Regions from separate parts of the Mus musculus genome. Here regions 2 and 3 are each linked to region 1. The links are chromatin loops, found by intact Hi-C in ENCODE. Cell type or tissue: heart. All regions are shown on one strand. Links, peaks and the distances in the headings refer to the core of each region. The heading gives the core; the rest is flanking DNA.

Region 1 (7,636 bases), core at 1,192-6,191:
TGGACAAGTCATGGAAACAGAAATTAAACAGAGACACAGTGAGAATAACAGAAGTTATGAATCAAATGTATCTAACAGGTATTTATAGAACATTTCATCCTAAAGCAAAAGAATATACTTTCTTCTCAGCACCTCATGGTACCTTCTCTAAAACTGACCATATAATTGACCACAAAATAGGCCTCAACAGATACAAGAAGATTGAAATAATCTCATGCATCCTATCAGATCACTATGGATTAAGGCTGACCTTAAATACCAACAAAAACAATGGAAAGCATACATATACATGAAAGCTGAACATTGCTCAATTCAATGATAATTTGGTCAAGGAAGAAATAAAGAAAGAAATTAAAGACTTTTTAGAATTTAATGAAAATGAAGACACATCATACCAAAACTTATGGGACACGATGAAAGCAGTGGTAAGAGGAAAACTCATAGCTCTAAGTGCCTCTAAAAAGAAACTGGAGAGAACTTACACTACCAGCTTGATAGTACAACTGAAAGATCTAGAACAAAAAGAAGCAAATACACCCAAGAGAAGTAGAAGGCTGGAAATAATCAAACTCAGGGCTGAAGTCAACCAAGTACAAACAAAAAGAACTATACAAAGAATCAACAAAACCAGGAGCTGGTTCCTTGAGAAAATCAACAAGATAGATAGACCCTTAACCAGATTAACCAGAGGACACAGAGACAGTATCCAAATTAATAAAATCAGAAATGAAAAGGGAGATATAACAACGGAAAGCATGGAAATTAAAAAATCATCATATCCTATTACAAAAGTTTATACTCAACTAAATTGGAAAATCTTTATGAAATGGACAATTTTCTAGATACATACAGGATGTCAAAGTTAAACAGGATCAAATAAGCCATCTAAATAATCCCATAACCTCTAAAGAAATAGAAGCAGTCATTAAGTCTCCCAACCAAAACCAGCCCAGGACCAGATAGGTTTAGTGGAGAATTCTAACAGACCTTTCAAGAAGACCTAATTACCAATACTCTTTAAACTATTCCACAAAATAGAAACAGAAGGTACACTATCTAACTCATTCTATGAAGCCACAATTACACTTATACCTAAACCACACAAGGGCCAAATGAAGAAAGAAAACTTCAGACCAATTTCCCTTATGAACATTTATGCAAAAATACTCAATAAAATTCTTGCCAACTGAATCTAAGAATACATCAAAATGATCATTCACCACGATCAAGTAGGCTTCACCCCAGGGATGCAGGGATGGTTCAATGTATGGAAATCCATCAATGTAATCTACTACATAAACAAACTCAAAGAAAAAACCCCCACATGATCACTTCATTAGATGCTGAAAAAGCATTTAACAAAATTCAGCATCCCTTCATGTTAAAAGTCTTGGAAAGATCAGGTATTCAAGGCCCATACCTAAACATAATAAAAGCAATATACAGAAAATCACTAGCCAACATCAAACTGAATGGAGAGAAACTTGAAGCAATTTCATTAAGATCAGGGACTAGACAAGGCTGCCCACTCTCTCCCTATCTATTCAACATAGTACTTGAAGTTCTAGCTAGGGCAATTAGACAACAAAAGGAGGTCAAGGGGTACAAATTGGAAACAAAGAAGTCAAAATATCACTGTTTGCAGAAGACATGATCATATACTTAAGTGACCCAAAAAATTCCACCAGAGAACTCCTACAGCTAATAAAGAACTTCAGCAAAGTGACTGGATATAAAATTAACTCAAACAAATCCATGACCTTCTTCTACTCAAAGGATAAACAGGCTGAGGCAGAAATTAGGGAAACAACACCCTTCACTATAAAATATATTGGTGTGACTCTAACTAAGCAAGTGAATGATCTATATGACAAGAACTTCAAGTTTCTGAAGAAAGAAATCGAAGTAGATCTCAGAAGATGGAAAGATCTCCCATGCTCATGGACTGGCAGAATTAATATAGTAAAAATGGCCATCTTGCCGAAAGCAATTTACAGATTCAATGCAATCCCCATCAAAATTCCAACTCAACTCTACCTAGAGTTAGAAAGAACAATTTGCAAATTCATTTGGAATAACAAAAACCCAGAATAGCGAAAATGATTCTCAACAATAAAAAAACTTCTAGGGGAATTACCATCCCCAACCTCAAGCTGTATTACAGAGAAATAGTAGTAAAAACTGCATGGTATTGATACAGAGACAGGCTGGAAGATCAGTGGAATGGAATTGAAGACCCAGAAATGAACCCATACACATATGGTCACTTGATCTTTGACAAAGAAGCTAAAGCCATCCAGTATAAAAAACGAGCATTTTTAACAAATAGTGCTGGCTCAACTGGTGGTTAGCATGTAGAAGAATGCAAATTGACCCATTCTTATCTCCTTATACAAAGCTCAAATCTAGGTGGATCAAGGACCTCCACATAAAACCAGAAACACTGAAACTTATAGAGGAGGAAGTGGGGAAGAGCCTCTAAGATATGGGCACAGGGGGAAAATTCCTGAACAGAACACCAATGGCTTGTGCTGTAAGATCAAGAATTGACAAATGGGACCTCATAAAATTGCAAAGCTTCTGTAAGCAAATGACACTGTCAATAAGGCAAAAAGGCAACCAACAGATTGGGAAAGGATCTTTACCAACCCTACATCTGATAGAGGGCTAATATCCAATATATACAAAGAACTCAAGAAGTTAGACTCCAGAGAACCAAATAACCCTATTAAAAATGGGGTACAGAGCTAAACAAAGAATTCTTAACTGAGAAATACTAAATGGCTGAGAAGCACCTAAAGAAATGTTCAGCATCCTTAGTCATCAGGGAAATGTAAATCGAAAGAACCCTGAGATTCCACCTCATACCAGTCAGAATGGCTAAGATCAAAAACTCAGGTGACAGCAGATGCTGGAGAGGATGTGGAGAAAGAGGAACACTCCTCCATTGTTGGTGGTATTGCAAGCTGGTACAACCACTCTGTAAATCAGTTTGGCAGTTCCTCGAAAATTGGACATAGTATTACCTGAGGACCCAGCTCTACCACTCCTGGGCATATAACTAGAAGATACTCCAACATGTAAGAAGGACACATGCTCCACTATGTTCATAGCAGTCTTTTTTATAAGAGGTAGGAGTTGGAAACAACCCTGATCCCTGATTTGAAGATTTGATCCTTCAAATCTGGAATGGATTCAGGAAATGTGGTACATTTACACAATGGAGTAGTACTCAGCTATTAAAAACGAATTCATGAAATTCTTAGGCAAATGGATAGAACTAGAAAATATCATCCTTAGTGAGGTAACCCAGGTGCAAAAGAAAACACATTTTATACACTCACTGATAAGTGAATACTAGCTCCAAAGCTCCAAATAACCAGGATACAAGTCACAGACTGCATGAAGCTCAGTAAGAAGGAAGAACAAAGTATGGTTGCTTCGGTCCTTCTTAGAAGGAGAACAAAATATTCACAGGAGCAAATATGGAGATAAAGTGTAGAGCAGAGACTACAGGAAAGGGCACTCAGAGTCTGTCCCACCTGGGGATTCATCCCAAATACAGTTACCAAACCCAGACACTACTGTGGATGCCAAGAAGTGCATGCTGAAAGGAGCCTGATATGGCTATCTCCTGAGAGGCCCTGCCAGATTCTTACAAATACAGAGATGGATGTTGGCAGCCAATCATTGGACTGAGCATGGGATTCCCCAATAGAGGAGTTAGAGAAAGGACTGAAGTAGAGGATGGCCTTGTCATGCATCAATGGAAGGAGAGGTCCTTGGTCCTATGAAGGCTCGATAGATGCCCCAGTATAGGGGAATTGATGGCTGGGAGGTGGGAGTGGGTGTGTGGTTGGGTGGAGTAACACCCTCATAGAAACAGGGTGAGGAAGAATGTAATAAGGTGTTTCTTGGAGGGAGGGAAACCGGGAAAGGGGATAACATATGAAATGTAAATAAATATCCAATAAAAAAGAAAAGAAAAAAAATGGCTTTAGGCACATTGACTGAGGCGGACTACGAGTTTGAGGCTCTTGTACACAATAAAGGAAGAGTCTCAACAAAAATATTCTGAAGAAGCTATGGTACAGTGCCCCCTGAACTGTCATCACCAAACACTAGTTTGGTTCTTTCAGCGGACTTGTCCCTAGGTAAGTCAGAGTCACAAAACTGGCCTGACATCGTTAACTATTTTCACTGGTCAGGGTCCTGGAATCATTCAGTAGGGCACACCTAGAGGTACACAAGAGCCATGAACCTATGTTGACACCTGCTGGCCACCGCAACACTAAACAATGGGCTCTAGACTCACAGCCTAAGGAACTGCAAGAGGAGCTACTCCTGTCACTCAGATCACCTAGAGCAGTTCTAACCAATCAGGAGCTACAGACAGGTTGTCCAATCAGAAGCTTCTAGGAGGCGGGGGGGCGGGTTCTTTTCGGCCGCCATGTTAGCTAAAGGTTCTTCACCGAAACTGAGGAAAGCCGTTGTGGGAGCCAGTGCTTGGAGCTGTGTGGGGGAGCGCGGGTGAGCTCGGAGCCTGGCAATGGTGAGCGAGGGCCGCTGTCCCCTGATGGGAGGAGCGGCCGGCTGGGCTGCGGGAGCCGGGGTGGTGGGTCCTCCCTGGGGTTGGGGCAGTGAACGCGGGGACGTCGGGGCTGCGACCTGGGCCTCCGCCTGCGGTCCGTAGGTACTTCCGCCCTGATCCTCTTGGCGTCAGCGCTGAGCGGGAGGTCCCGCCCTGCGGGGGGCGGGGGATGGGCGGAAGCCAGTACGCGGATGACGTCACGATCCGGGCTGGCGGGGACGTCCTGCTTTTGGTGGTGCGCTGAAGGCTGCTTGCTAGACTAAGGCTGTCTAGGTTCTTTGTGCTGTCTTCGAGAAGTTCTGAACTTTGCTTTCCACATGTAAGTGTGGCAACCTCTTTAGGTTAATTTTACGACATTTGTAAAGTCCAGTGAGTTTCTTTGCAAAGATGTTTAAAACCAGCTCTGGGAAAGATGACTTGTCTCCTTGAATTTATTTTGTTCTTCGGTCAGACATCCTTTGATTATATTTTTGTTTTTATTTCTGCTTATGCATTTGTGGGCTTGTTAATTTTTCTTCCCTCAAATAGTGCATTGTTTTGCGTACCGAGGTTCGCCGAGAACTGTTAGTCAGGAAGCATTGTAGTCGATTCTTCTGTATTGTGTTCACCATTCTGGTCCTTTTCTTCATTTCCACACAACCTTTATTTCTTGTTTATTTTAGCATTTTTATTGGAAGTATGTTGAACTACTAGTTTAAACTGAGAACATGAGCATACTATGCTAGAAATAAGATAGACACATTTGTATCTCCCCAAAGTATCAAATATTTTTGAATAACAATAAACTTAAAAGGTTTTGATGGCAGCAATTTGCCAAGTGATTTCACTTACATTTGTAATTAGGACAAGGTTAATGTGGGTTTTATTCTAGTCTTTTTTTTTTAAGATTTATTTATTTTATGTATGTGAGTACACTTTCGCTCTCTTCAGACGCAATGGAAGAGAGCATCTGATCCCATTACAGATGGTTGTGAGCCACCATGTGGTTGCTGGGAATTGAACATAGGACCTCTGGAGGAGCAGTCAATGCTCTTAACCACTGAGCCATCTCTCCAGCCCTTCTTTTAGTTTTAATTGTTAATATTAATTCTCATGTCAAAGCACACAGTATATCTCTGCATATATTTAGTTTATAAAATGAATACTTAGAAGTAGGCTGAGAGAAATGTAGGTAGAGTTTGTCCTGATATGAAAAGGAACTCAAAACAATTGTGCCACAGGGAGCGAGCCTTTGATGAAGTCACAGAGAGGACTCAGGCTTGTCAGCCATGCTGCTTAGTTCTAGATAGAAGGCCCTGAGAGCAGGCAACTGTGGGCTCAGGTCCAGGTCTGGATAGGGACTAGGTGGAAGGCCAGGCAGGTGAGTAGGTGAGTCATGGGGCCTATTGAAACCTCAGGGACAAAAGTCTCTACTTGTCCTTTCTTCATCTATATACTAGTTATCAGACGATAGGATGGTTTGGGGTCAGACATCCTAGTGCTAGTAGGTGTCTATCAATTTAAGAGGCCAGGAGAGGGATTTATGCCCTTCCCTGGTTTCCCTGATAGCATTGTAATACATGCCCATCTAGTCTCAACTCACCCTGATAAACTTACAGAGTAGCCCTCTTTCTGTTCTCAGGAACAAGCCTGTGATATCTGGCTGAACAGATAGTATTGTTTGTGCATGTACCAAGGGGCTGGAGTCATTCTCTTTCCTCAAAATGGAGTCAAATGGAGTCACTCAGGGCAAGGCATTGTCTGGAAAACCACTGTTTTCTCACAGTATGGAGTAACTTGGGACAGGACACAGCCGACTGTGCCCTTCAACACTTCACGTCCAGGATCCTGCAGTAGCACTTGCTTTATTAGGTTCATTGCTTTCATTGGTGATTTGAAGTGTGAGGCTGGAGAGCTGGCTTAGTGGTTAAGAGCACTGCTGCTCTTGTAGATTGATTTCCAGTGACCACATGGTGGCTTAAACCGTTCTGTAATTTCATTCCAAGGAGATATGAAGCCCTCTTCTGGCCTTCGTGGGTACCAGGCATGCATGTGGTGGAAGCAAAACACCCATACATGTAAAATACATAATTTAAAAAAAAAAAGAAAGTTATAGTTAATGTCTGCGGACTTCCCCTCCCAACCCCTTATTTTGTCTTTTTTAGACAAAATCTCACTTGTGACCTGTCTGACCTGGAACTCTGGAACTTTGTAGACCAGTGTGGTCTGGAAATCACAGCAGTCTGCCTGTCTCTGCCTTTTGAGTCTGTGCAACACCACACCCAGTATGTCTGTAGTTCTTTGTTTTATTTGTGTATTTTCTTTGTGTCATTTATCTCTACTGGTGTACAAGCAGCGTAGTGTTTTTCCTTTTATATCCTATTGCTTATTGCCAATGTACAGGAGTAGGATAGAATTATGTATCCTATATGTTTGCTATGGTATCACATTAATTCCTTGAATTTTTTGAGTTTTGAGATTTTCTTTGGGCAAAACCAGTTTTTTATTTCTTCCGAAGAAGCTTACTTCCCCTTTTGTTGACATACAGTTTTATTCTCCCTTAAATATAGCATGATAATGATTTAAAATTAATTTTATATTTTATTTCTGTGGGTGTATTGCCCACAGAAGTAAGTCTGTGTGCTGGTGCCTGGGGAGGACAGAGGAGGGTGTTAGATCCCCTGGAACTGGTGTTGCAGATGGCTGTGAGCCACCGGGGTGCTGGGAATTGAACCTGGGTCCTCTGGAAGAGCAGGCAGGCAGTGCTTTAACATTGGCGCCCTCTCTCCAGCCCACTCATGTGACTGTTGTTATTTACTGTTGATGGTGGATTCCATCGTTTCTAACTTTTCTTGGGGAGGTGCATGTTGAGAATTGAAATCTGGTTCTTGTGTGCTCTGCCATTGAGCTTCATCCAGTTTGAATTTTGAAGTTTAGTTGGTTTTGCATACCTGTCTTAATTTCTACTTGGTTGCAGTATGTAAGTTTTGATTTGGTTTAGTTAATTTCTGTATTATGTTGAGGTGGGTCCTTGTGTAGGTATGGATGGCCTCAAATTCCTGATTC
Region 2 (7,636 bases), core at 928-5,927, 120 kb before region 1:
AGCCACACCTCCTCCAGATAAGGCCATACCTCCTAATATGCCACTACCTATATCTATGTCCAAGCATTCAAACATATGAATCTGTGGGGGCCATACCTACTCAAACCTTCACAGTGGGCTTTGAGATTTCAAAAGACTCAAGTCGGGGCTGGTGAGATGGCTCAGTGGACTGCTCTTCCGAAGGTCCAGAGTTCAAATCCCAGCAACCACATGGTGGCTCACAACCATCCGCAACAAGATCTGACTCCCTCTTCTGGAGTGTCTGAAGACAGCTACAGTGTACTTACATATATTAATAAAATAAATCTTAAAAAGAAAGTGCTCTGTCCCCATGAATAACTTGCTTTACTACTAAAAAAAAAAAAGACTCAAGTCATTCCCTCTCCACCTTCAGCTTGCAGGTCAAGGTGTGAACTTCCGGCTGCTGCTCCAACTCCCTGTGCACTTGCTCCCCATCATAGATTCCAAACCTCTGAAACCCTGAGCCCAGTTAAATGTTTCCTTTATAGATTGTCAGCCTTGGTAATGGTGTTTTGTCACGGTAGTAGAAAAGGAACTGAAATTTGGTACCAAAATGTATATAATATAATACTACTGTGACAGACAACCCTGACCATGCTGGTTTTTGGAGGAATGGAGAAGACTGGGACTTTGGCATAGGAAAGTAGTTGTACTTTGTAAGCAGGTCTTAACAGGATGCAAAACAGCAGTGCTGAGAGCTCTGTAGACTGTGGAGGCAGAACTTAAGAAGTTTCAATATTGGCAAAACTGGGCTAGAGACCATTCTTGGCAAAAGAATGTGGCTGCTTTCTGCCCTTGTATGAATTTGCCTGAGACTAACTTTAAACTAAATTGGTTATTAGATCTTATGCAGAACTGTAATAATACACACACACACACACACACACACACACACACACACACACACACACACACACGCTTCAGTCAGTGTTTCTCTGAGTCCTGGCTATCCTGAAACTCACACTTTAGAATCGTCTGGCTTTAAATTCTAAGATCTGCTTGCATCTGCCTTTCAAATGCTCAGATAAAAGGAGTGCAACCATGCCTGGCCCAAAAAAGATAATAAACATTAATTCTGTTGTGTGGTTATTATCTATCTTAATACAGGTCTACAGTGAAAAAGAACAAGTGGGGCCAAAAAAAATATGGAATATATAGCTTCAAGAAAAAAAGAATGTCAGAACAATTAGTGTTGGAAACAAGGTTTGTGCTGAAAGAGAAAAGGAGACCAAGGCTGGGGAGATGACCCAGAGGTTGAAAGCACTGGCTGCCCCTACGGAGGACTTAGGTGTCATTCCCACATGCTGCTAGTACTCAGCCTTTCTCCATCTCGCAGGTTCCATGTTGCCAAAACTAATACCACACATAGGAGATGCTTACATATTACTAAGTCAAGCACCTATAGGGCAGCTCTGTTTCTTCAGTTCCAGGAGATTATGCCCTCTTCTGGCCTCTCTAGACACCTGACACACATGTGGTACACAGACATACATGTAGGCAAAACACTCACACACAACATGAAAATAAATCCTTAAAAAACAGCAGTGGTGCACACCTTTAACCCTAGCACTTAGGAGGCAGAGGCAGGTGAATCTCTGAATCCCAGACCAGCCTGGTCTACAGCGTGAGTTCCAGGACAGCTAAAGCTACACAGAGAAACCCTGCCTAACAACCAAGAGAGGGCAGGGATGGGAAGAGATCAAGGCAAGACCTAATTTGTATTGGGATAAAGACCTCATTGTCTTGTTCTAATCTATGTAAGGAAATAGTTATATTAGTCCATAGAACAGAGGTTGCTGTTCTCTTTCTGTGAATAGACAACCATGACAATGGCAACTTATAGAAGAAAGCATTTAATTCAGACATTATATATAGTTCAAAGGGTTAGAGTCTGTGGTCATTGTGGCAAGAAGCATGGTAACAGGCAGGTGTGGTGCTGGAGTAGTAGCTGTTAGCTTGTATTCCACCTCAAGCCACCAAGCAGGCTGGCAGGCAGACACACCCACATCCACACCCAGAGAGAGAGTTGGGTCAGACAGACAGACAGACTGGGCCAGGTGCTGGCTTTTGAAACCCAAAGCCCACCCTGAGCAACATGCTTCCTCTAATGAGGCCACACTTATCCTTCCTAAACAATCCATCAACTGGGAACCAAACATTCAAGTATATGAACATATGGGGGCCTGCCACTCAAACTACCACAGGTGCCTCTGGACAAGACCCTACCCAGCTAAGCTTCTAACATGTAAAAAGGAAAAGCCCAAGTAATTTTCTATTCCCCAAAACCATGACAAAGGAAAACGGCTGCAAATGTGATTCAGTGGGGCCAGGCTCCATCCCAAGAAGGCAGCAGAATTTGGCCATGATGTCTGTGTGGTTCTGACTTTAGAGTCAAGTCTGTAACTATGGAGAGTGTATGGCAGTGTAGTCCCTGCATGGAAGGTACTGAGAAGCTATTGTGAGTCATTTTGGAATTCAAACCTGGATTTCAGTGGAGATCCTAGAGCCATGAGACATCCGCCAAGGAGAGAATTGTCTTGAGCCTTAGAAGATATTTGGACCTTTAAATAATGTTGAGACTGTGAAAGTCTATGGGGACTTTTGACGGAGAACCAAATGCATTTTGCATTATAGTATGGTCTATGGGGGCCAGGGAGTGGAAGGAGGTGGTTTGAATGAGAATGGCTTCCATAGGCCATGTTTCAGTGTTTGGTCCCCAGTGATGGAACTGTTTGGGAAGAATTGGGTGCAGCCTTGGTGGTGGAGGTGGTCTTCGAGGTTTTAAAAGACTTGTGCCATTCTCAGTGGATTAAGGTGTGAGTCCTCAGCCTGTGGCCAAGCCTTAACAATACCAGCATGGACTGTTACACACTGCACCTCTAAGCCTGGTTAAACTGTTTTATAAGTCACTTCAATCATGAAGTTTTATCATAGCAACAGAAATGTAACTATGTCAGGCAAGTGCCCTTAATCACTGAGCGATCTCTCCAGCTCCTGTTTTTTTTTTTATCAACTCTAATTTTGTCTGTTTGTTTGCATTGGGTATGTTTATTTGTGCAGGCTAGTTTTATGTCAATTTGACACAAGCTTGAGTCATCAGAGTGGGGAGCCTCAATTGAAAATGTCTCCATGAGCTTGGGCTGTAAGCAAGCCTGTGAGGTCATTTTTAAAAATTAGAGATTAATGGGGGGAAAGCCCATTGTGGCTGGGGCCATCCCTGGACTGGTGGTCCTGGGTTCTCTAAGCAGCCGTATTTGCAGACAGTTTGGAGTCACCCGATGTGGGTTCTGGAAATTGAACTTGGGTCCTCTGAAGAGCAGCATGTGCTCTCAACCTCTCAGTATCAACTGGAACCAGAGTGGTCTGACTGGCCTCCTAGGTCTGAGGCACAGGGGCCATTGTATTAGACACTGAGTTGGTAACTGGACTGCTTACGAGAACCATCTGGTACCCTGTTAGACTAGGAAGTGCTTGCCGAGTTCACTGAGACAGCAGGGCCCAGCTCTCCAAGAACAAGAACAAGTTCTGCGTCAATGTAAATTCTCCTGACCATATGCTGGAGTAAAAGGCAGGCAGTCCAGGGCAGAGACTGCCTGGTCATCACTTCAGCTCCTGCTGTCAATCAGCAGTCGCTGGGCGGACCTAGCCAATCAGGGCCTTCAAGCTTACACCACTCAATCAAGAGCGAGGTAGGGCAGTGGGAGGCGGATTTTCTCTGTCCGCCGTGTTGTAGACTGAACTCCGTGGCTCAGGGAGGCCCCGTGGGTGCGTGTGCTGCGCTGTGGCCGCCGCTGTGAGGGGAGCACGGGCAGCTCGGAAGCCGCGACATGGTGAGCGCAGGGCCGCTGTCCCAGGTGGAGAGGAGTGGCAGCTATCGGTAGCTCTTCGCTTGTGCGGCGTTAGGCCCGCTGCGGTTGGCGGCGACTAGGTCGCTGCGGCTGTGTCGCTCCGCCCTTCGGCCGCGTCTGCGCAGAGCTCAGGGCGCCGCAGGGGAGGCCCCGCCCTCCGTGTCGGTGACGTCACGGCCACGAAGTGGTTTTTGTGTTGTACCCTGAGGCTGTTTGCTGAACTCAAGGTCCTGCCGGTTCCCCTGAGTTGTCTTCACATATTGGTGGAGAGTCCACTTTGAAATACTTTTGTGGGAGTTGTAAACTCTTAAGTTTTTGCTTATTTATGCCTATGTTGGATAGTATTTGTGAAGACAATTACTCTCCTGAGTTTAATTTGCTCTTTTAAAAGAACATTGACTATTTTGTGAGGTTCTTTTTTTATACTGTTTTGTAGATAAATTAGTTTCCAAATATTCGTACACTATTATGATCATTAAATTTCTTTGTAAAGATAAAATCTTTTATTTGTGTACTATTTATTTAGAATTGTCTGGAACGTTGAGGGTTTTTTTTCCCCCTTTACATATAAACCTTAGAACGGCTTTCTGCTGTTACACAAGATGTTAGCATTCTTGTTGGGATTGTGTTTTGAATTTATAGTGTAAATTGAGGAAAGCAACATCTTGGTGTTGTCTTCTATTTACTAGGCCAGTGCATATTCTTATTTGATTTTTTTTTTCTTTTTTCTGGACACTGGATCTCTCTGTGTCAGTGGTTCTTTACCTTTCGGTTAAGACAATCAGAAAACACTAATTCCCAATGGCTTTAGGAACTGAGATACTGCTCAGTTACAACATTACAATTATAACATAGCAACAAAAATAATTTTTTGGTTGGGAGTCACCTCAACATGAGGAAATGTATCAAAGGGCCGCAGCGTTAGGAAGGTTTAGAGTGACTGCTCTATGTATTCCTGGCTGTATGGGAATTTGCCATGTAGCTCAGGCTGGCCTTGAGTTCACAGAGATCCCTCGTCTCTGACTCCCAAGTGCTGGAATTAAAGACCTGTGCCACCGTGCCTGGCTTGATTCATTTTTGAAAAAGAAATTTATCTTCATCCAAGGATCTTTGTGAAATTTAGTATATGCTTCTCTTTGTGTCTCCTTTGAGCTGTGGTGCTACATACTCGGGGAAATTGCTAACCATTCAGTTGCTCATTGCTATTATACTGGAAGATGGACTTCTTGTGTTAATCTTGTATTCAAGAAGATTTTTTTAAAAAAGATTTATTTATTATTATAAATAAGCACACTGTTGCTGTCTTCAGACTCACCAGAACACATCCCAGTGGTTGCTGGGATTTGAACTCAGGATCTTCAGAAGAGCAGTTAGTGGTCTTACCCGCTGAGCTATCTCCCCAGCCCCAAGAAGTTTTCTTATTATTTCCTTGAGTTTTTGTTGGTCTTGGAATTTCCTATTTGAAAAGACTTGTATTTTATGTGTTATACTTAACAATTTTATTTTGAGATTCTAATACAATTAAACATTTCTCCCTTCATTTTTCTCCCTCCAAACCTCCTTCCATAATCCTCCCTGCTCTTCTTCACATTCGTGGCTGCTTCTTATTCCATTAATTGTTGTTGCATGCTTGTAACATCTATATTCCTAACTATAACCTGCTCAGTCCATGGAATGTTACCCGTGTGTATGTTTTCAGGGCTGACTGTCAAGCATTGGACAAGCAAGCAGTGTGCTCGTCCCTGGGGAAGAGTATCTCTCCTACTCCCAGATTTCCTTAGTTACCTGTAGTTCTTTGTGTACGATTGAGGCATTGTGGGCTTGTCCCTACCCAGTTTTTCATGTCCATTGGTGTTATCTTTGCTCAGCTCATTCTGAATAGACTTTATGAGTAAGTGAGATATTATTTCTAGGAGACCCAGTCTCACAGGAAATCTCCCTGATTCTCTGGCTGCTACACCTTTTCTACCCTAGACTCTTACTTTTTAAAGTCTCAGTGGCTCCCCTGTCCTGTTCTCTTTCCAGTTGTAGCATCTTCATCTGGCCTTCATGCCTTTCCTAACCCCCATGACTTGGTATGGCTGGCTCAAGCTTACTGGCTTTCCCCAGGGCTACCCACTAGGCTGTGCTTCTCGAGGCTCTGGTAGACACACACAGCCACTTCCACTGTCTCTCCCTCAGTCCTGCCTGGCTTCTGTGAACCTCTGGAAGGTGAGCAGCTTGCACTCTGGGCTTACTTCCATGCTGGAGAGAAAAACCCAGAGCTCATCGCAGCCACTGGACCGACTTAGTTTTTTCCATTTGCACTGTCTTGCCATTTTTGCTTCCTGTGAGCCATTCTTAAGGTTTTACAGGGGGCTGGAGCGATGTCTCAGTGGGTAAAAGCACTGACTGCTCTTCTGAAGGTCCTGAGTTCAAATCCTAGCAACCACATGGTGGCTCACAACCACCCGTATGATGCCACCTTCTCTAGTATGTTTGAAGACAGCTACAGTATACTTATTTATAATAATATCTTTGGGCCTGAGGGAGTGAGGCTGACTGGAGCAAGCAGAGGTCCTAGATCCAATTCCCAACAAGGAATTGAAGGCTCACAGCTACATTGTACTCATATACATAAAACAAATAAGTGTAAACAAAAGGCTTTCCAGCCTTGTGGGAGTTCCCTAGCTTTGCACTTGCCCTTCTGTCCACTTTCTTTAAGAACTTCAGCTTCACATAAGTCTTGCCTCATTTACTTCTGGTGATGTGGGTAGACCATGTTCTTATCTCTGTCCTTCTTTCAGCTCCTTTACAGACCCACTTTAGCCCATCTCTGAGATCCTTCAATGCTTTTCCTGCATCCTAAGTATGGAGTCCTTCTAAGTAGCTCAGCAAAGCCACTAAAGCTCTGCACCATGGTCAGGGTTGTTCCTGAATTAGCATCTTTCTTTAGTTCTCCAGTGAACTTTGGCGTCTTGTCTGGAGCTGGGCATCCTGAGGCACCGCTCTCATTCCGATGCTTACATTACAACGTTCTCCCCTCATGTTTTCTCTTTACTGACTGAAGTCTCTTGGGTTTTAAGGTTTTGGGTACCAGAAAGAGCTTTTAAGCTTAGATCTAACTTGCATGCTTTTTTTCCTCATAAAGAGGTGTTGGTTAGCCAGGCAGTGGTGGCGCACACCTTTAATCCCAGCACTTGGGAGGCAGAGGCAGGTGGATTTCTGAGTTTGAGGCCAGCCTGGTCTACAGAGTGAGTTCTAGGACAGCCAGGGCTGCACAGAGAAACCCTGTCTCGAAAACCTCCCCCTCAAAAAAAAAAAAAAAAAAAAAAAAAAGAGGTGTTGGCTAGTCCATATTCTCTGTCTTTCCTGCTTTCTTTTCCAGATTGGGCTAATATAGAGGCTAGCAAACACATGTTAGAATTCCTCCTCCAACAGCCATCTCAGCCGCAGACACATTTCTTATTACACAAAGCAGGGTTGCTTCCTAGGCAGCTTGCTGGCAATTTGCTCATACGTGCTGCTCTGCAGGGCTTGCAGTATTTGTGCTGGCAGCCAGCTCTTCCTAGAGAGCATTCACATGGCAGAGCCCAGTCATGAAGCAAGCATGCCATTTCCTCCACATAGGAGAAGACTGACAGCGTGGAATTCTCTGCCCCCTACCCCTACCCCCCAGAAGGGAACCCACCTTTTTAAAATGTTTCCCCCCCCTTTTTTTAGATTTATTTATTTATGTATATGAGTACACTGTAGATGTCTTCAGACACACCAGAAGAGGGCATTGG
Region 3 (7,636 bases), core at 928-5,927, 91 kb before region 1:
CTTTCCAGCTCCGTACTTCTCAACTTTTGATATTTATATTTGATGTTTTTGTTGTTGTTGTTGTTGTTGTTGTTGTTGTTGTTTTGGCTTGATCACCTGCCTTGTTCCAAATGTATTGTATTGACACTGTTATTGGGTTGCAGTTTATTTGTACCTCTACAGCCCATTAGTTTTTTTTTTTGTTGTTGTTGTTGTTTTTTGTTTTTGTTTTTTGAGACAGGGTTTCTCTATGTAGCTGGCTGTCCTGGAACTCACTTTGTAGACCAGGCTGGCCTCAAACTCGGAAATCCGCTTGCCTCTGCCTCCCGAGCTGGGATTAAAGGTGTGTGCCACCACACCCGGCTAGTATTTCTTTTATTAAATTAAGTGTGCAGAATCCCAGTTTTCTCTTGAGAGACTGTTTTCTTTAATCACCACAATATGACTGTGTTTGTCTCTTCTAATGAATTCTCCTTAGAAGCCTTTCATCAGACCGTGTCTGCTTTCTCAGGAGTGTCTCCAGTGTCCTTTAAGCCCTTCTTCTGTATGCTGATGATTGTATCAGTTATGCCTGTGGTTTCAGAGGTGTGGTTTTGTTTGTTTGTTTTTGAGACAGTGTCTCACCATACAACCCTGACTGTCTGGATATTGCTATGTAGACCATAGAACTCAGAAATATGTAGACCATAGCCTCAAACTCAGAAAAATGCCTGCCCCTGCCACCAGAATGCTGGGATTAAACGTGTGTGACACCAAGCCTGGCTTGTGTAATTACTTCTTAGCTATTGCTTGCCTTTTTGCTACTGTTTCCTGCAAGCTCTCTTTCCACCCCTTGGTTTCTCTATTCAGTGAAGAATTAATGTAGTGACAACTTCAGAATTTTGGTTTCTTTAAAAACACAGAAATATTATAAGAATGTGTTTTCATTTTAAACCAAGGAGTGGAGATATGGGACACTTCAGACTGTCCAAAGCAGCTGACTACGATTTGCCTCATGCTCTAGCAGAGGTATGGTATTGCCAGCCGCAGATAGTTTCTGCGATATTGTGTGATACTGTGATGTCTCTGTGACATTCGGAATTCTGAGAACTTTTCGGAGGGTACATGAATGCTAGCTCCCCAGGAGCTGGAGCAGGTGCTCGTTGGCCATTTAGGGAGGTTGGTTTGTAATTGCTGTGGTCAAAGAAGAAACAAAAGGAAAGACATTAGATTTAGGAATTCATTCTCTCTCTCTCTCTCTCTCTCTCTCTCTCTCTCTCTCTCTCTCTCTCTCTCTCCCTCCCTCCCTCCCTCCCTCCCTCTTTCCTATTTAGTGATGGGGTGAAATGGGGTGGGGTGCGGGGGTAAAGGGTGGGAAAAGAAGAATCCACAAAGTAGCAAAGACCAGCTACAAATTACAGAATGAAAAGTTTGCAGTCTACATGCAGAAGATTATTATTATTAAGATTATTATTGCTCCAGATTGCCCAAAGCTATTTAGGGAGACCCTGTTTAAAAAACAAAAAAGCAAAACAAAAAAAAAAAAACCAAACCAAGCCAAAAATCTTCCCTCAAAAAGCACATATTCACACAAAGCCACAGTCTCCTGTACAACAGGTGGGTGTGGTGTTCAGAGAGGGCGCACTGTGGCCCTTTATGAATTTCATGTGATTGGTTTTTCTGCATGTATGTATGTGCACCGTGCATGCCTCTTCCAGGGAGGTCAGAAGAGGATGTTGGATCCTGTAGGGCTAGAGTTACTGTGAGCCATTATGTGGGTGTTGGAAATTGAACCCAGATGCTATGGAAGAGCAGTCAGTGCTCTTAACTTTGGAACTATCTTTCCAGCCACCTCCCCCAAGTATACTTTATTCATACATATAGATTGTGGAGCAAAACTGCACAACTGCAAGAGTGCATTTATCCTTCTAGAAATGGACCAGCCAGCATACATTTAGCTGATTGGTTCATATTAAATGATATTAAAGAATAAAATCTTTGAAGTTTCTATGAAGAAGGCTCTCAGATCCTACCTGGCCTTGTTAGTAGTGGCCTACAGCACAGAGGGCAAGAGGGAGTTAGCTCAGTCAAGCCTACCAGGTGGGTTGTGAGTGACCCTCAGTGGAATGGGGCTAGTGAACGTGCATGTGTGCATGTGTGGTATATGTGTGAAGTTAGCCGTGTAGGTGCATTTACACAATGGAGTACTACTCAGCTATTAAAAAAGAATGAACTTATGAAATTCCTAGGCAAATGGATGGACCATGAGGCAGCTTCTCTTGGGCAAGAATCTGGAGTAAATCCTTGGATCCCAAGTGGATGAACTCCTAATCAGTTTGATTTGATCCAGAGCCACTCTCCTTAGCTATCTGCTTATTTAAAAATTAGCTATCTCCTGTCTTCCTTCACTATTCTAGTGTGGTTTGGTCATTTCTGTGGCCTCGTGGATACAGGCATCTTCAATGTGTAAGGCTCCTTCAAATACTGAAAGATCCTGGCAGAATGTAAAAGGACACAGAAGCCCTGAAATTGGCAAGATAGACGTCAGTGTTAGCAGAACTAGCTTCACTGATTTAGAAAAATAGAGGTGCACAATGCTCTGGCCACTTCTTGAACCTGTGTGTCTGCCAAAGTTCTGACCAGGTGTGTGCCCATTGCTGCACCTTCATTAGACTCTTTCCTTGTACCCCTCCCATACCCATTTCTTGAGAATAGACATTGTTTAGATCTGGAAATCCCCTAATCTCCCCCTTCTCCTTTCCCCCCTGAGGGCCTATAAAAACTGGGACCTCTTTCCCCTCGAGGACAACTCCTCTACCCCTGCGTGGGATATGAGTCGTCCCCAGAGCTCTGGCTTTCCCCGAATAAAGCCTCATGTGGTTTGCAACAAGCTCGGTCTGTCGTGAGTTCTTGGGTGTCCGCTATTGTCCTGAGGCCTGAGCGAGGGGCTCCTCTCGGAGTCTTTCAATACCTTCTGTTGACCTGGAGTAGTCTGTGATTGATACTGGAAGTTTTTCAGGAAGTATATCCCGAATTCCTGGTTCTTTGGCTTCCACCTCCTTTGTTGGGATTGCAGGAAAAGCAACACCACCTTGGTCTTGGAATGGGTTCGCTTCTCTGCTTAAAAAGAAAAGGTGCAACTTGTTATAATTGAGCAATCTTTGGCGTGACTTGCTGAAATTCCTGAAACCCGGAGGACATCAAGTCTTGTTTCGATGTGATAGGGGTTGGGTTGGGCCCTGGTCTAGTTGTGAGGCAAAGTGATCACTGCCTTGGGGAGTGTATGTAATAGACTGTGCACAAAAACAAGGCTTCCAAGAGGAAGAACCTTAAGTACCTACTGAGTGCAAGAAGACAAGCTGTGAAAGTTCTGGGATGCACAAGGAAGTCCTGCTTCAATCAGATCGTCTTGAAGCAGACTTGCATGAACTTGGGTGAAAGCCAGAGTTGGGAAGGTCTGTGTGGTCCACGTCTTTTAATTTCAGTTCATCCACTTATGGGAGCTGTCATTCAGATTTCACTAGCCAATCAGGGCCCTGAGGGCAGGACATTCATTCACAAGGACCAAGCGAAGCTGTTCCTGTCACTCAGGCCCTCGTAGGGCAGTGCTAGCCAATCAGAACCTTCAGGCCAGGCCACTCACTCAAGAGCGCCTAAAGGAACTGCTTCATCATTCAGGGCATGCTAGCCAATTAGAGCAATGGAATTGAGTCATCCACGCAGCTGCATCTAGGGAACTCCTGTCAATCAGACTTGTGGTGCAGCTCTAGCCAATCAAAGCTTCGGGGCAAGATGTCCAATCAAGAACACCAGACGAGACGAGAGGTGGGTCCTATCCGCCGCCATGCTGCAGATTCTGTTCTTAAGCAGGCATCGCGTGGTCCCGTGAGCTGCGGTGTGATCGCCGCTGCCGGGAGCTGTAGGGGGAGCGCAGGCGAGCTCAGCAACCGCGCCATGGTGAGCGCGGGGCCGCTGTCCCCGGATGGGGAGGAGCGGTCGGCTGAGCCGCGTGAGCCGGGGTGATAGGTCCTTCCCGGGGTTGGGGGAGCGGTGGGACCGGCCGGCCGAGCGGACACCCTGTGCGTTCCACTGGGCGACGTGGGCCCCGTCACTGGCCAGTGCTTGTCTCGGAGGACTCTAATCACTTCCGCTTTTCCAGCCATGTCTGCGCAGAGCGCGGGGAGCGGAAGACTCCTCCTAATCAGGGGGTAGCTTCCGGGTTGGTGACGTCACCGCCCAGTGCTGGCGCCCTGTTTGTGCTTTTGGTGTCGCACTTATGACTGCTGTGTTCTCTGCGCTGTGGTCTAGACGTTGTGGGCTTCGTAGGTCTAGCATCAAGTGTGAGTTAATTTTGTGAAATTCTCCGAGTCTTTGTCCAAGAGTTTCTTTCGGATGGTGTCCCAGAAACAGTTCTAGAAAAGATTGTACTACTTTATCAAAGGTCAGCTTGTCTCCTAATTTAAAAAAAAATTTTTTTTTGTGGATCTGTTTATTCTTCCTAAACAGTGTGTTGTCTTGTGTATTTGATTGGAAATGTTACGAGTGTGTTGTGGGTTCGTCTACATTGTGCTAACCATTTTGTGTGTTTTTTTAAAAGTATTTTACATATAAAATTCAGCAATGTCTTTTATGTACCTGATAAGAACTTTTTAGCATTTTGTGGGAATTATCTTAAATCTGTAATTGAACCTGGGAACTGACATTTTTCTGATTGTGTCTTCTGGTCATGAGGATGTTATATCAGAAACAGACAAATATGTTTGTGTATTTCCACAATTTCATAATTTACTGAATAGAAAGTAAAAAGGTGTCACGCCTCTGGTGGTAATCTGGCCAAGGCTATTTTTCCAAGATATTTTATATTTCCAAGATATTCTATCCAAGGTTCAATTTTTCCAAATCCTAATTATTAATATTTTTTCATATCACACGGTAAATATATAATTATATCCACATATGCTGTTTACACAACCAGCATAAGTTAAAGAGGCTGCAGCAGAGTTCAGAGGGTCCCAGAAGTTGGCGAAGAGAAATGCAAGCAGTGTTTCAGTTGATGAGAGAAGTTAGAACACACGACTAGTGAGCCACAGGGGGAGAGCTTTGAATGAAGCCCGAGGATGTCAGGTTTGAAAGTGGCTGTAGTGGTCTATATGATATGAAAGGCAGACTGACTGGTCCTGGTGAACTGACAGGGACTCAGTTGAATTGAAGCTGCGTCCCTGACTAGATCCTTGGCTCACACAGGTATCAGATGATAGGCTGGTTTCAGGCCGTGCCATCCTAGTGCTTGGTGTCCATCCCTTTCTGAGGCCAGGGGAGGGAGATGCATCCTTTTGTATCCTATGTATGGTGTTTCGTTTGCACCGCTTGTATGCCTAGTGCCTGCGGAAGCTAGCAGAGGACATCAGATCTCCTGTAGCTGTAGTTACATATGGGTGTAAGCTGTCATGTGTACTCTGGGAATTGGACCTCTGAAATAGCATCTGTGTTCTTTTTTTTATGATTTATTTATTTTTTTATTTTATGTATATAGTACACTGTCTTTAAACACACCAGTAGAGGTGTATCAGATCCCATTATAGATGACTGTGAGCCACCATGTAGTTGTTGGGATTTGAACTCAGGACCTCTGGAAGAGCAGTCAGTGCTCTTAACCGCTGAGCCATCTCTCCAGACCAGCATCTGTGTTCTTAACCATTGAACCATACCACCTCTTTAGCCTGACTTTTCTTTAAATTAGCATGTGCTTTTGAGATAGAAATTGTGTAGGCAAGAATGACCTTGAACTCCTGGTTCTTTTGCCTCTATTTCCAAGTGCTGGAATTTCACATATAATTTCATGTAAGAGGCATGCACCGTGACACCTATCTGATGTTCTTTTTCCCTTTAACAATTTCATACATGTATAAAGACTACTGTAATGTCCTGCCCTCTGATTTCCCTCTTTGTCCTCTCCTGCTTACAGTTCCCTGTGAAATATCCATGTTTTCTGCCCCCTTCATCTCCTTCTTTGTTTTGAGAGCCACTAAAAAAAACCATTCTGGTTTTAACCAGGATCATCCGTGTGGCTGCAGGTTCCTGCCCATGCATCTGAGCACGGTAGTGGGTACACAGTTGAAAACAATGCCTTTGTTTAGAATCCCTTGGTATCTAAATCATGATGGGCCCAGTCCTGTGTCAGGTCCGTTACAGCAATGCATTGCTGTTGTAAAGTGAGGTCATACAGAGCATTAGCTCTGCAGTGCTGAAAAGTCAACATTTTACATCCCATCTCACTGTCTCTGGGCCTTACTGTCTGTGCCTCATCTTTCACAGTGATCTCAGCGCCCTGGAAGTGGTGGTCTAAATGTCCTGACTAACTGTGCATCTCCGAGTTTGCTGCGGAGGGGCTTCTCTACCTCAGACGGGGAGGAGCAGTTGTTTGTGAGTAGAGCATTATTTAGAAGGTAACTGGGTGCCAGGACAGTTGAGCTAGAACAGTGGTGCAAAGTTTATCCCTCCAGCTGCAGACGTGGGTTTTGGGTTTAGTTTACTATGACAGGGATGGATTCTCTGAAGGAGTGAGCCTCAAGTTCAGTTAGAGAGCCGCCTGGTGTTATCCTCAGAACAGCTATATCACTATTGCTCAGGTGGACACACCTTGCTTGGCAGGTTGGTTTTGTGTGTCGTGGAGGTCTGGGTAAGACATTCTGTGCCTGTCATTCCTCCCCCAGCAGCCTGCTTAGTGCCCAGAGCATCATGAAAGCCAGCCAACAGGGAGGAAGTTCAGTGCCAGTTTGATTTCTTTCTGCATTGTAACCGGTGTGGGGGGCGTCTTCAGTAATAACAGCCAGTTCTGGAGGGCAACCGTGAAGAGCAGGCGAGCCTGTTAGGTCTCCCTGACCTATGGCTGATAAGCAGTGATTCTTTCCTGCTCTGGAGTTACGGCTTAGTAACCATCGGCTTTCAGAAGCATCATCTACTGTAGGATCTCTCCCTTCTTGTTTTTATCATTTGTCTTAACTTACACATGACCTCGCTGTAGCACTGCTGTGTACATGGACAGAGGACTCTAGAGCCTGCTCCGGGAGATGCTTGTACAGTCATGTTCATTGTCATTCTTAATTTGTAATAACCAGGAAATTAAAAACAGCCTACATGTCCAGCTGGTGAGTAGATATTAAAACCGTGTATACATGAAAGGCTTCCATTCAGCTGTGAATAAAACCAAGATGATGAAATTTGCAGGCTAATGGATGAAACTAGATAATAATACTGAATCAGCTGAGAGTTTGAGCTGGGACAGTGAACACCCTGTGTCCCTCTCCCATAGGTGTTAGTGTCACACTTGTCCTTAGATTGCTGTGTCTTAACTTGCAGAGCTTGAAGAAGTAAGGAAAGGGCCACCAGGGAGCTGCTGTTAAGGATGGAGGGAATGGTAGCACAGATAACCAACAGGAAGACTCTGGGTGAGGAGTTTGAACATGGGGGTGCAGGGTGGGCTGTGAGGGGTGTACAGGAGAAAGGATGAGCATGGGGGGCAGGGGGGCTGTGAGGGGTGTACAGGAGAAAGGATGAGCATGGGGGTGCAGGGTGGGCTGTGAGGGGTGTACAGGAGAAAGGATGAGCATGGGGTGCAGGGTGGGCTGTGAGGGGTGTACAGGAGAAAGGATGAGCATGGGGGGCAGGGGGGCTGTGA

The links. Hi-C counts contacts between places; a loop is a spot of excess contacts. Peaks named below come from ENCODE experiments on the same cell type or tissue, not always from the same donor. Only the 100,000 strongest peaks of a DNase experiment are listed, where the experiment ranks them.
Region 2: it touches region 1 in a loop (2.2-fold over the local background); 3 of 42 quality-filtered maps call a loop at or near these places.
Region 3: it touches region 1 in a loop (7-fold over the local background); 21 of 42 quality-filtered maps call a loop at or near these places.

Annotation. Positions count from the first base shown.
Region 1 is chr8:69,622,351-69,629,986 of GRCm38, reverse strand. Zfp868 (zinc finger protein 868) reads left to right here and starts at 4,439. Exons shown (of 5, transcript NM_172754.2): 1 at 4,439-4,552. In heart, for the core only: a CTCF peak has its summit at 4,272 (motif pointing left); DNase peaks (open chromatin) are centred at 4,416 and 4,706; H3K4me3 peaks cover 1,905 bases; H3K27ac peaks cover 1,206 bases.
Region 2 is chr8:69,746,047-69,753,682 of GRCm38, reverse strand. Zfp963 (zinc finger protein 963) reads left to right here and starts at 3,721. Exons shown (of 4, transcript NM_001200023.1): 1 at 3,721-3,851. The coding sequence starts at 3,849. In heart, for the core only: a CTCF peak has its summit at 3,910; DNase peaks (open chromatin) are centred at 3,692 and 3,962; H3K4me3 peaks cover 1,415 bases; H3K27ac peaks cover 1,271 bases.
Region 3 is chr8:69,713,047-69,720,682 of GRCm38, reverse strand. Zfp869 (zinc finger protein 869) reads left to right here and starts at 3,781. Exons shown (of 5, transcript NM_001039965.1): 1 at 3,781-3,915. It overlaps Gm51532 (a long non-coding RNA gene), which reads right to left and starts at 3,576. Exons shown (of 2, transcript XR_003947396.1): 1 at 2,930-3,576; 2 at 887-1,152. In heart, for the core only: no CTCF peak of the experiment used is centred there; DNase peaks (open chromatin) are centred at 3,612 and 4,072; H3K4me3 peaks cover 2,349 bases; H3K27ac peaks cover 1,589 bases.